2 separate regions of the Homo sapiens genome follow, and region 1 is linked to region 2. A link is a contact called in ENCODE Hi-C or POLR2A ChIA-PET data. All regions are on one chromosome and are shown on one strand. The core of a region is the stretch at or near the end of the contact, and the rest is flanking DNA. Distances in the headings are between cores, read along the strand shown. Region 1 has its middle 120 kb from the start of XYLT1. Region 2 holds the start of XYLT1 (xylosyltransferase 1).

What was found. Hi-C counts contacts between places; a loop is a spot of excess contacts on that map. ChIA-PET counts read pairs that join two places held with the same protein, here RNA polymerase II (POLR2A). Pooled maps may share reads with other maps.
Region 1: a loop to region 2 is called in a pooled map, with 4 times the contacts of the local background. The contact joins the enhancer-like site here to the promoter of XYLT1 in region 2. A Hi-C loop is called at or near these places in 2 of 168 maps with a recorded cell type or tissue (HCT116 and endothelial cell of hepatic sinusoid) and 5 of 50 pooled maps. POLR2A ChIA-PET finds 5 or more read pairs at or near these places in 1 of 52 experiments (activated T-cell).

What each region holds. Positions count from the first base shown.
Region 1 is chr16:17,589,416-17,594,117 of GRCh38, reverse strand. No RefSeq gene overlaps it. Among named protein-coding and RNA genes, the nearest start is that of XYLT1, 120 kb to the right of the region's middle. Within about 2 kb of position 2,242, at least 3 of the 41 ENCODE cell types and tissues checked have a DNase peak (open chromatin) inside an H3K27ac peak, as active enhancers do.
Region 2 is chr16:17,469,178-17,473,733 of GRCh38, reverse strand. XYLT1 (xylosyltransferase 1) reads left to right here and starts at 2,774. Exons shown (of 12, transcript NM_022166.4): 1 at 2,774-3,300. The coding sequence starts at 2,938. LOC107987234 (a long non-coding RNA gene) reads left to right here and starts at 3,307. Exons shown (of 2, transcript XR_001752091.2): 1 at 3,307-4,556. LOC105371106 (a long non-coding RNA gene) reads left to right here. Exons shown (of 3, transcript XR_933144.3): 3 at 1,630-2,727. RefSeq lists enhancers at 2,279-2,780, 3,555-3,604, 3,725-3,994.

The sequences.
Region 1 (4,702 bases), core at 993-3,492, 120 kb before region 2:
ATCAAAAATAGCCAAACTCAGAAACCGAGAGTAGAAGAGTGGTTGGCAGGAATCGGGGGAGAAGAAAACAGGGAGATGTTGGTCAAAGGGTACAAAGTTTTAGTGGAAAGATGAATAAGTTCTGGGGATTTCATGTACAGCATGGTGACTATAGTTAACAACACCGTATCGTATGCTTGAAATTTGCTTAAGGGGTAGATCTTAAATGTTCTTGCCAAAGAAAAAAATGTAAGTGAGGTGACAGCTGTGTTAACTATCTTAATTGTGATAATCATTTCACAATGTATATCAAATCATTGTACCAAACACCTAAACTTATACAATTGTATTTGTCAACTATACTCACTAATGGAAAATTAATTAATTGATTGATTACAAATAAAAGACCCTGTGAAAATGGTTGACATACGAGTGTACTGCCTGTGGTCAGCTCCTCTTATATAGGCACTCAACTACCTTCTATGCAAAATAAAGGTAATAATAAGAACTACCTCATATACCTCACAGAGTTGTGAATCACAACATGAAAAGCACAGAGAACAGGACCTCACTAAGCAAGGTCTCAGTAAATACCAGCCATTAGTAATAATCACAACAAGGACAATGGTGATGATATCTGTAGCAATTAATGCAATCAATGGTGACGGTGTTCCCTTACTTCCAGGTCTGAAAATAGCAACACCCGTGGATGCTTAGACTCCAGCAGGGCAGTCATATTTCCTGAGCCCCCATAAGGAGCCAGGAGTCATGCCAGCTCTTTTTAAGCATCATTTCATGACCTTTGTTCTTTCCTCCAGGCTTTCTCAATGTCAGCCCTCCTGACATTTGGGAAACAAAGAATTCTTTATTGTGGGTCTGTCCTGTGCATTGTAGGGTGTTCAGCGACATCCCTGGCCTCTCCTCTCCAGATGTCAGTAGCAACCCCTCCACCCCCATCTCCGCAGTAATCAACAATATCTCCAGACATGACAGAATGTCCTTGGGAAAGTCTCCTCCAGTCAAGAGTCTCCGGTCTTGACAAAGTTGATGTTCTTTTGCCTCTTCTGCAGATGAAGCAAATGAGGATTAGTGAACCTCGCAACCTGCCCCCTTACTAGGAAGTGAATTTATAACTACAACTTCTTTTGCATCCCAGGGTTGGGTTATCATGAATTACTGATTTCTGTGCCTTTCCCCTGAGCTTTTGAAATTCTCTGTTGGATGACTACAGGGCTGCCAAGAAGTTTCTATGAGAGAGCTCCCTGCCTCTCCAACTCTTCCAGCACGCTGACAGCCCCATGGAGGGTCACTAAGCTCTGTGGTTACCAAGTCTACCTGCCTCTCTCTGTTCCCAGCTTGCTGACCGTGACTTTTTGACTTCATTCAACAGTGGCTGTGTTCATTTCCCAGACTGTGGAACCTCTACCCTGCAGAGGCCACCAGTGATCAGGGGTTGATTTATTCACAGGTGACATTTTTCTTCTCTTGCATCCAGAGGACTCAGACAGACAATAGACAGACAGCCTCCTTGCAGTTCCCCCAGGCTGGCTGGCAGAATCTTTCCCTTTCCTCTGCAATGGATGGGACAGCTCTTGGAGATGCCAGGCCAATGACTTTCAATCTGACCTGATCCAATGGCTGTTTTTCTAGTAAACAATTTGTAATATCTTCCTTACTGTTTTGAAATGAAAATCACAGCTAATAGAACCTACTCGTAACTATTTAAAAATGCCATGTTATATTAAAAATTGAAAACTAATTTATTATCATATGTATTTTTCATCCACCAGAGACCCATGGTTCCTAACTCACATACGCGGTATCAGGGCATCAGGGCGAGTAACTGCTGAGGCACAATGAGACTTAATGGAATAATAAAATGCATGAACCTGAGTGTAGAATCACCACAGCTGTGACAACTACGAACACAGGCGGAAATGGGGGCAGATAGGGTGATGCAAACACCAGGACCGGTGTTGCCATGGGTAACGTGATTTTCCAAGATAGTGAACCACTCTTCCTGTGGTCCCAAACATATAAAGTACCAGCTTGCCTTGATTTTCATCGTATTGAAATTTCTGAAAATTTTAGTGTGTATTAAAAGTGAAAAAAAAAAAGTCTTACGTTTATGTGTAGAAGAGTTCACCTAGATAGCAATAGGCTTAGAGTAATGAATGGATTTTTTTGCCTATGCAAATTCTCAGCGGGCATTTGAACTCTGCACAGGCTGGCAGGAGTTTTTTGTTTGAGTCAGACTGCCCTGGGCATTACCAGATGTCTGGTATCCTGGCTCCTACCAACTAAATGCTACTGGTGCCTCCTGCCATCATAACAGAAACATAAAAAACACGCCCACCCCCACCTCCCCAAATGTCCCCCTAGGAGGCAGTACTGTTAATGGAAAGGGCTCCCAGTCAAGACCCCAAGAGAGAGTTCTTGGATCTCACGCAAGAAAGAATTCAGTGGGAGTCCACAGAGTAAAGTGAAAGCAAGTTTATTAGAAAAGTAAAGAAACAAAAGAATGGCTACTTCATAGGCAGAGCAGTGGTATGGGCTGCGTGACTGAGTATACTGACAGTTCTCTCTTGATTATGTGCTAAACAAGGAGTAGATTATTCATGTGTCTTCTGGGAAAGGGGTGCGGAGTTCCCAGAACTGAGGGTTCCTCCCTTTTTTAGACCACATAGGGTAACTTCTGGACATTGCCATGACGTCTGTAAGCTGTCGTGGCACTGGTGGGAGTGTCTCTTAGCATGCTAATGCATTCGAATTAGCATATAATGAGCAGGGAGGATGCCCAAATGTCACTTTCATCACCACCTTGGTTTTGGTGGCTTTAGGCTGGCTTCTTTACTGCATCTTGTTTTGTCAACGGGGCTTTTGTGACCTGTATCTTGCGCAGATCTTCCATCTCACCCTGTGACTAAGAATGCCTAACTTCCTGGTCATGCAACCCAGTAAGTCTCAGTCTTATTTTACCCAGCCCTTATTCAAGATGGGGTCACTCTGGTTCAAATGCCTCTGACAGTACTAACCTAAGGAGAGCCACTGCTCTAGATTTTAGGGAGAGTTGCCCCAGTTCTCTGCCTTTTGCGAGCCTGAATTCACTTCCCATTTCTGTGTTTGAACCCCATACTGCAGTCTCCTGGCCCATAATCAGATCTCTGAAACTTACATACCACCACTACAGCCTGGCTGTCATCTCTGGCCCCTGAGGAGTTCCTTCACTGACTTTCAGGCTTTTCTGGTTTTTTTTGTTTTGTTTTTTGAGACAGAGTTTTGCTCTTGTTGCCCAGGCTGGAGTGCCATGGCACGAGTTTGGCTCACTGCAACCTCTGCTTCCTGAGTTCAAGCCATTCTCCTGCCTCAGTCTCCCAAGTAGCTGGGATTACAGGCATGTACCACCACCCCTGGCTAATTTTTTATATTTAGTAGAGGCAGGGTTTCACCAGGTTGGTCAGGCTGGTCTCAAACTCCTGACCTTAGGTGATCCACCCATCTCAGCCTCCCAAAATGCTGGGATTACAGATGTGAGCCACCACATCCAGCCCTTGCTGGGTATTTTGATGGGTTTACAATGTCATGTCCATCTATGGTTGTAGCAGGAGGGGGTGCTGTTTTCCTCAGTTTAGCCTGATAACTTGCTAAAATCCTTGGTGCTTCTGTTTTCTCTCCCTCTCACTATAACGCTGCCCCCAGGATGCTGCGGTTCAAATCTGTCCATCACAACAGCACCCTGTACTTCCACTGTGCATTGACCCAAAACTGATGCTGTGGTTTCTCAGGTCTGTCACTTATGGTCATCTCTCCCCATCTTAAGACAATGTCTGTTCCAGATTTTTCATCATAACAGGCCATGGTTCCTAACTTGCATCTGGAGTCATGTTTCTAGAAAGGTCTCAACCATGGCCTCACACTCTCCAGGACCAGCCTCCCTCCCAGGACAACCTAAGCCTTAGTCTCCTCTTGTGTCCCAAGTCCAGCTGTCTCTTCCACTGCGGTGAGTCCCCCTCTTTTGTCCCTCATGGTTTGTGCTGCCGGCTGACCTCAGTCACAGCCACATGAGTCAGCAGAGATATCGGATAACCTTGAACCTCAACAATGAATGGGGTCAGCATCTCAATTCCTTTCTCCCCAGAAAGGGACTCAGCCCCCTGTGTAAATGTGCCCTCCATTCCCCGCAATGAATAACCCTCTGTAATAGTTACCTATTGCTGCTGTTAACAAATTAAAAACTTACTGCAAATGTGGTGGCTTCAAGCAAACCTCTTCTCTTACTGTTCTGAAGGTCAGAAGTCCCAAATGAATCTAAAGTCAAGGTATTGGTAGGTCTGGCTCCTTCTGGAAGCTCTAGGGGAAGATCTGCCTCCCTGCCCTCTCCAGCTGCTAGAAGCTATCCTCAATCCTTGGCTCATGGCTACACATCACATCACCATTCCCCCCCCTGCTTCCATGGTCACTTCACCTTGTTCCTCCTCTGACCATCTTGGCTTCCTCTTACAAGGATCCTTGTGATAACGTTTAGAGCCAACCCAGATAATTCAAGATAATCTCTCTCTCTCTCTCTCTCTCTCTCTCTCTCTGGATCCTTAACTTAATCACAGCTTCAAAGTCCCCTTTTCCATATAAGAGAACAGTCACTGGATCTACGGATTAGAACTTGGATATCTTTGGGGATGAGATCAAAGAAGGGTCATTAATCAGCGTACTACACCCTCTATCA
Region 2 (4,556 bases), core at 1,525-4,024:
AATACTGACCCTCCTTTCCCTGGGCTAGAAATGAACACAGGATACAAAGTAGTCGCAGCAGCTGAGGCCAGGCATCGTGTGACATCAAGAGGGAATAAGGTAGACTCCATGGAAAGCAGAGAGGAGAGATGGAAAGAAAAGGAATCCCAGGTGATAATTGTGAGTTGCTAGATCAAACCTCACCTGAAGCCTTTCCTCTGCAATGTTCAGCTACATGATCCAGTAAAGTATATTTTTAAGACAGACCGGGCTGGGCACAGTGGCTGATGCCTGTAATCCCAGCACTTTGGGAGGCTGAGGCAGGCAGATCACCTGAGGTCAGGAGTTTGAGATCAGCCTGGCCAACATGGTGAAACCTCGTCTGTACTAAAAAAAAAATTAGCTGGGCGTGGTGGCACATGCCTGTAATCCCAGCTACTCGGGAGGCTGAGGCATGAGAATTACTTGAACCCAAGAGGCAGAGGTTGGAGTGAGCTGAGATCACACCACTGCACTCCAGGCTGGGTGATGGAGTGAGACTGTGTCAAAAAAAAAAAAAAAAAAAAGACTTAAAAGATAGACTTAAGTCTTATTACTGTTAGTAATAGATGTTATTGCTTGTAAACAAAATATCCCCAACTGATAAACAGATGACTGGTGGCCCTAGAAACTTGCCTCTGGTCTTTTACTCCTGGTTAGGGGTGCTGGGCCCAAAGGGAAGGCCTCTATGCCAGGCTACATGCCTGGCTAAGCTTTAGATACAACTAAGGTTGATTGGTTTGGAGTTTACAACCCCCACTAGCATACATTTTATACTTTTCTTGTTCAGGCAAGTGGACTGGCTAATTACATGGGTTCAGAAAGCATTTTTTCTTGGCGCTTACTCCCGTCCTGCCCTCATGAACCCTTAGCATTTTTGCACATCTCTACAGCAATGCTTATCTCACCATATATATATATATAATATTATATATATTTACATATAAATATATATATTATATATATGTTATATATTATATATTATATATATTATATGTACATATATATAAATATATTATATATAATATATTTATTATATACATTATATATAATATATATATATACAATATATATATATTTATATATACGTTTTTTAGATGGAGTCTTGCTCTGTAACCCAGGCTGGAGTGCAGTGGTGTGATCTCGGCTCACTGCAGCCTCTGCCTCCTGGGTTCAAGAGATTCTCCTGCCTCAGCCTCCTGAGTAGCTGGGATCAGGGGTGTGTGCCACCATGCCCGGCTAATTTTTGTATTTTTAGTAGAGACGGGGTTTCACCATGTTGGCAAGGCTGATCTCGAACTTCTGACCTCAGGTGATCCTCCTGTCTTGGCCTCCCAAAGTGCTGCGATTACAGGCATGAGCCACCGCGCCCAGGCCTATCTCACTATATTTTAATGATTAACATCCACATCAGGCTTCTCTAGACCTCAGGCTTGCTGAAGATGAGATTAAACCTCATTCACCTTTGGATGCGTGCACCTGGCCCAGTGTCTGACACAAGCTTTGTATTCACGGATGCTTGTGGAGTGGATGAAACAATCTCTTCCCACTCCCTGCCTCATTGTCTGATGAGCCTTCATTACACTCCACTTTCTTCTCTTTGTAAATTAGGATGAGGTGAAAAAGCACAGCAGACAAGATGCGAAGCATTCACGCCAAGTCCTCAATTCACAAACTGATTTGATCTGCTGTTGTATTCCCAGAGTGCTAGGTCCCGTATGGGACACCAACGCCATCCCATATGCTCACTGTTCTGCGCTGCTGTGTATAAAGCCCTGGGCAAGAGGACAAGGGAGGGAAAAACCAGAAAGACTGAGTCAGAGAAGGCTCGGGATGAAATTTGAGTCCATTGGGATCATTCTGCCTAAACGACAGAGGAGAAAGCTTGGGCTCAGGGAGGAGTCCTCCTCCTCCTGGCTCAAGGTCACCGGGACAGACCAGTCAGGATGGGAAAGAACTCCACTTTCAAGAGCAAGACCTGTTTCCCCAGGACCTGGGCCCTGTGCAGACAGGAAGGGGGACTTCAGGATGGATGGGGAAAAGGACACGCTGGGAGGCTGCGGGGCCAGCCTTTGGGGCTTGCATCCTGCGAAGGTTGAGTAACTCCACGGGTCTCCCTTTTGCCGCTATACCACTTGCCAACTGGGTTTGGAGTCTCTTGGCTTGTGAGTCCTCAGGGACCAGAGAAGTGACTCAGTGAACACTTAGTACATCGTTGGCACCGGGGATTGTGTGTGATTCAGGAGTCACTCACAGAGCTTGTGCTGATTAACTCCAGAAACTCACCCAAAGCCTCCTCCCCACCCCTTCAAGCCCAGGATGAAGGGATCAGACTGTGGCTCTGACACTCCTGAAATGTTTCTCACGTGTCCACCTGCCAACCGGTCTGGTACCGACAGAAGATCCCTGGACCGCGAACTCCGGGGCTAGGAGCTTCCTCCACGCACTGCCTCCTTCCAGCGGCCCACAGGGAAAACAGGACCTCGGGACCCCCTCTCTTCCTGACCTCCCCTGGATTCTGAGCGGGCCCACCCTCAACCAAAGGTCCCCTGTTTCGCGGCCCCTGCCTCTCTTTTTCCGCCTTGGGAATTGTCCCCCTCGCCCCCCATCCTACTCCCACTACGTCCTGAGGGGTGTCTGTCTTCTCTGATCGCCCCCACCCCCTTCCTTTCCCTCCTCCTTTTCCTCCCTCGGCTCCTCCCCCAGGCCCCGCCCTCTCCGCCTCGGCCCGCGTCCCCCCGGCGCCTTCCCCATCACCCTCCCCTCCAGCGGGGACAGGGGTGTGGGGAGGGGGGCGGCGGCGGCGGCCCGAGCGGGAGCCCGAGCGGCAGCCGGCGGCCGCGGGAGCTGCGGGGAGCGCGGGGGCGGCCCGGAGCGTGCCGGGGTCCCCGCGCCTCGCTCGCCGGCCGCGCTCCGAAGATGGTGGCGGCGCCGTGCGCCCGGAGGCTGGCCCGGCGCTCGCACTCGGCGCTGCTCGCGGCGCTCACGGTGCTGCTGCTGCAGACGCTGGTCGTGTGGAATTTCAGCAGCCTCGACTCCGGGGCCGGGGAGCGCCGCGGGGGCGCAGCGGTCGGCGGCGGGGAGCAGCCGCCCCCGGCCCCGGCCCCGCGCCGGGAGCGCCGGGACCTGCCCGCCGAGCCGGCTGCAGCCCGAGGAGGAGGAGGAGGCGGCGGCGGAGGAGGAGGAGGACGGGGGCCCCAGGCGCGGGCGCGGGGAGGCGGCCCCGGAGAACCGCGGGGACAGCAGCCGGCCAGCCGGGGGGCACTGCCCGCCCGGGCTCTGGTAAGATGCCCTTTCGGCTCGCGCCCCGCGGCGAGGGAGGGAGGAAGGCAGCCCGACCCCACGCCCCCCTAGCCCTTGAACTCGGTCATCAGACTGGGACTCTGCAAGCCTACCGACTCCACATCGCCTCTTGCCCCGGGAAGCCGGGTGGGGTCCCTGCCAAGGCTCAGGGGTCGTGGGCTGCCCCTTTCAGAGTCTGAGCACGGACCCCTTGGGGTCTGGGGGAAGTTTTCTCCAGCGGGGGCGCTTTGGGGGTTACCGGAGCCTGGCTGGGTTCCTGTTCCCCATCACTCTTGCTGGGGACCCCAGGTGACTTGCTCCGTGCGTGTAGGTCTTGGTGACTCGCTCCCTGCCTGAGTGAGTGGATCTCCCCGGATCCTCAGCCGCTGTTCCTGGGCGGTTGTCGCAGCAGCATCTCTCTGGTTTTTGCCGAGCTGGGTGCAGACAGTTGAGCCCTCTGTTCGTCCTGGCCTGCGATGAGGGCTGAGCTGGGCGTCCCAAGTCCCCGACCATGCCCCTGAATCAATACTCAGTCCGGGGTGTCTGGTCTTACTTTGGGTCTTCTGTTTCTCTTCTCTGGATGTTTGAGCCTTCCGTCTTCACCTTCTCTGTCTCTAACCTTGCCGTCTCCCATGCCCTCTGTGACTTTATCTCCTCCCCATCTCCAGTTTCAGGGCATGGCTCCTTCTCCTAGCTGGTTGTCTCTGTCTTTCTGTCTTGTTGCGGCCGGTTCAGGTCACCAGCTGTGTGTCCGACCACACCGTCAGGGCTTCCACTCCTATGGGATTACTTTGCCCTTCGTGGGTGTGAACAGTCAGGGCTCTGAAACTGTTTTTTCCGCAGATCTGGGGCCATCTGGGTGGCTGGGTGGGGAACTGACTTGTCTTCCTACCCTGTCCCTAACTTCTCCAGGGATACCTTTCCCACCTTCTCTGGGCTGCCTTGCCCAGCCTACTGAGCTAGGAGCAGGAGCACATGGGGCAGGAGGCCGGAGTCCCCATTTCAGAGCCAAGGTCTCAGTTCTCCAGGGGCGTGAGTTCTGCCTTAGGGCATAGCCAATGTGTTGTGTGTCTGTCTGTTTCTTCATCACACTACTTGTCTGCAAGGATTTGCCTAGCCGTTAAAGGATATTAGACACCAGGGGGATGGTTTCAGGATCCTGAAGACTGAATGCATATTTCTATCATTTGTCACTTTGGAAGTCCTCACTGAAGACTGCCTTAGTACACAGCGTGATGCTTTCTGAGCTGCTAAAC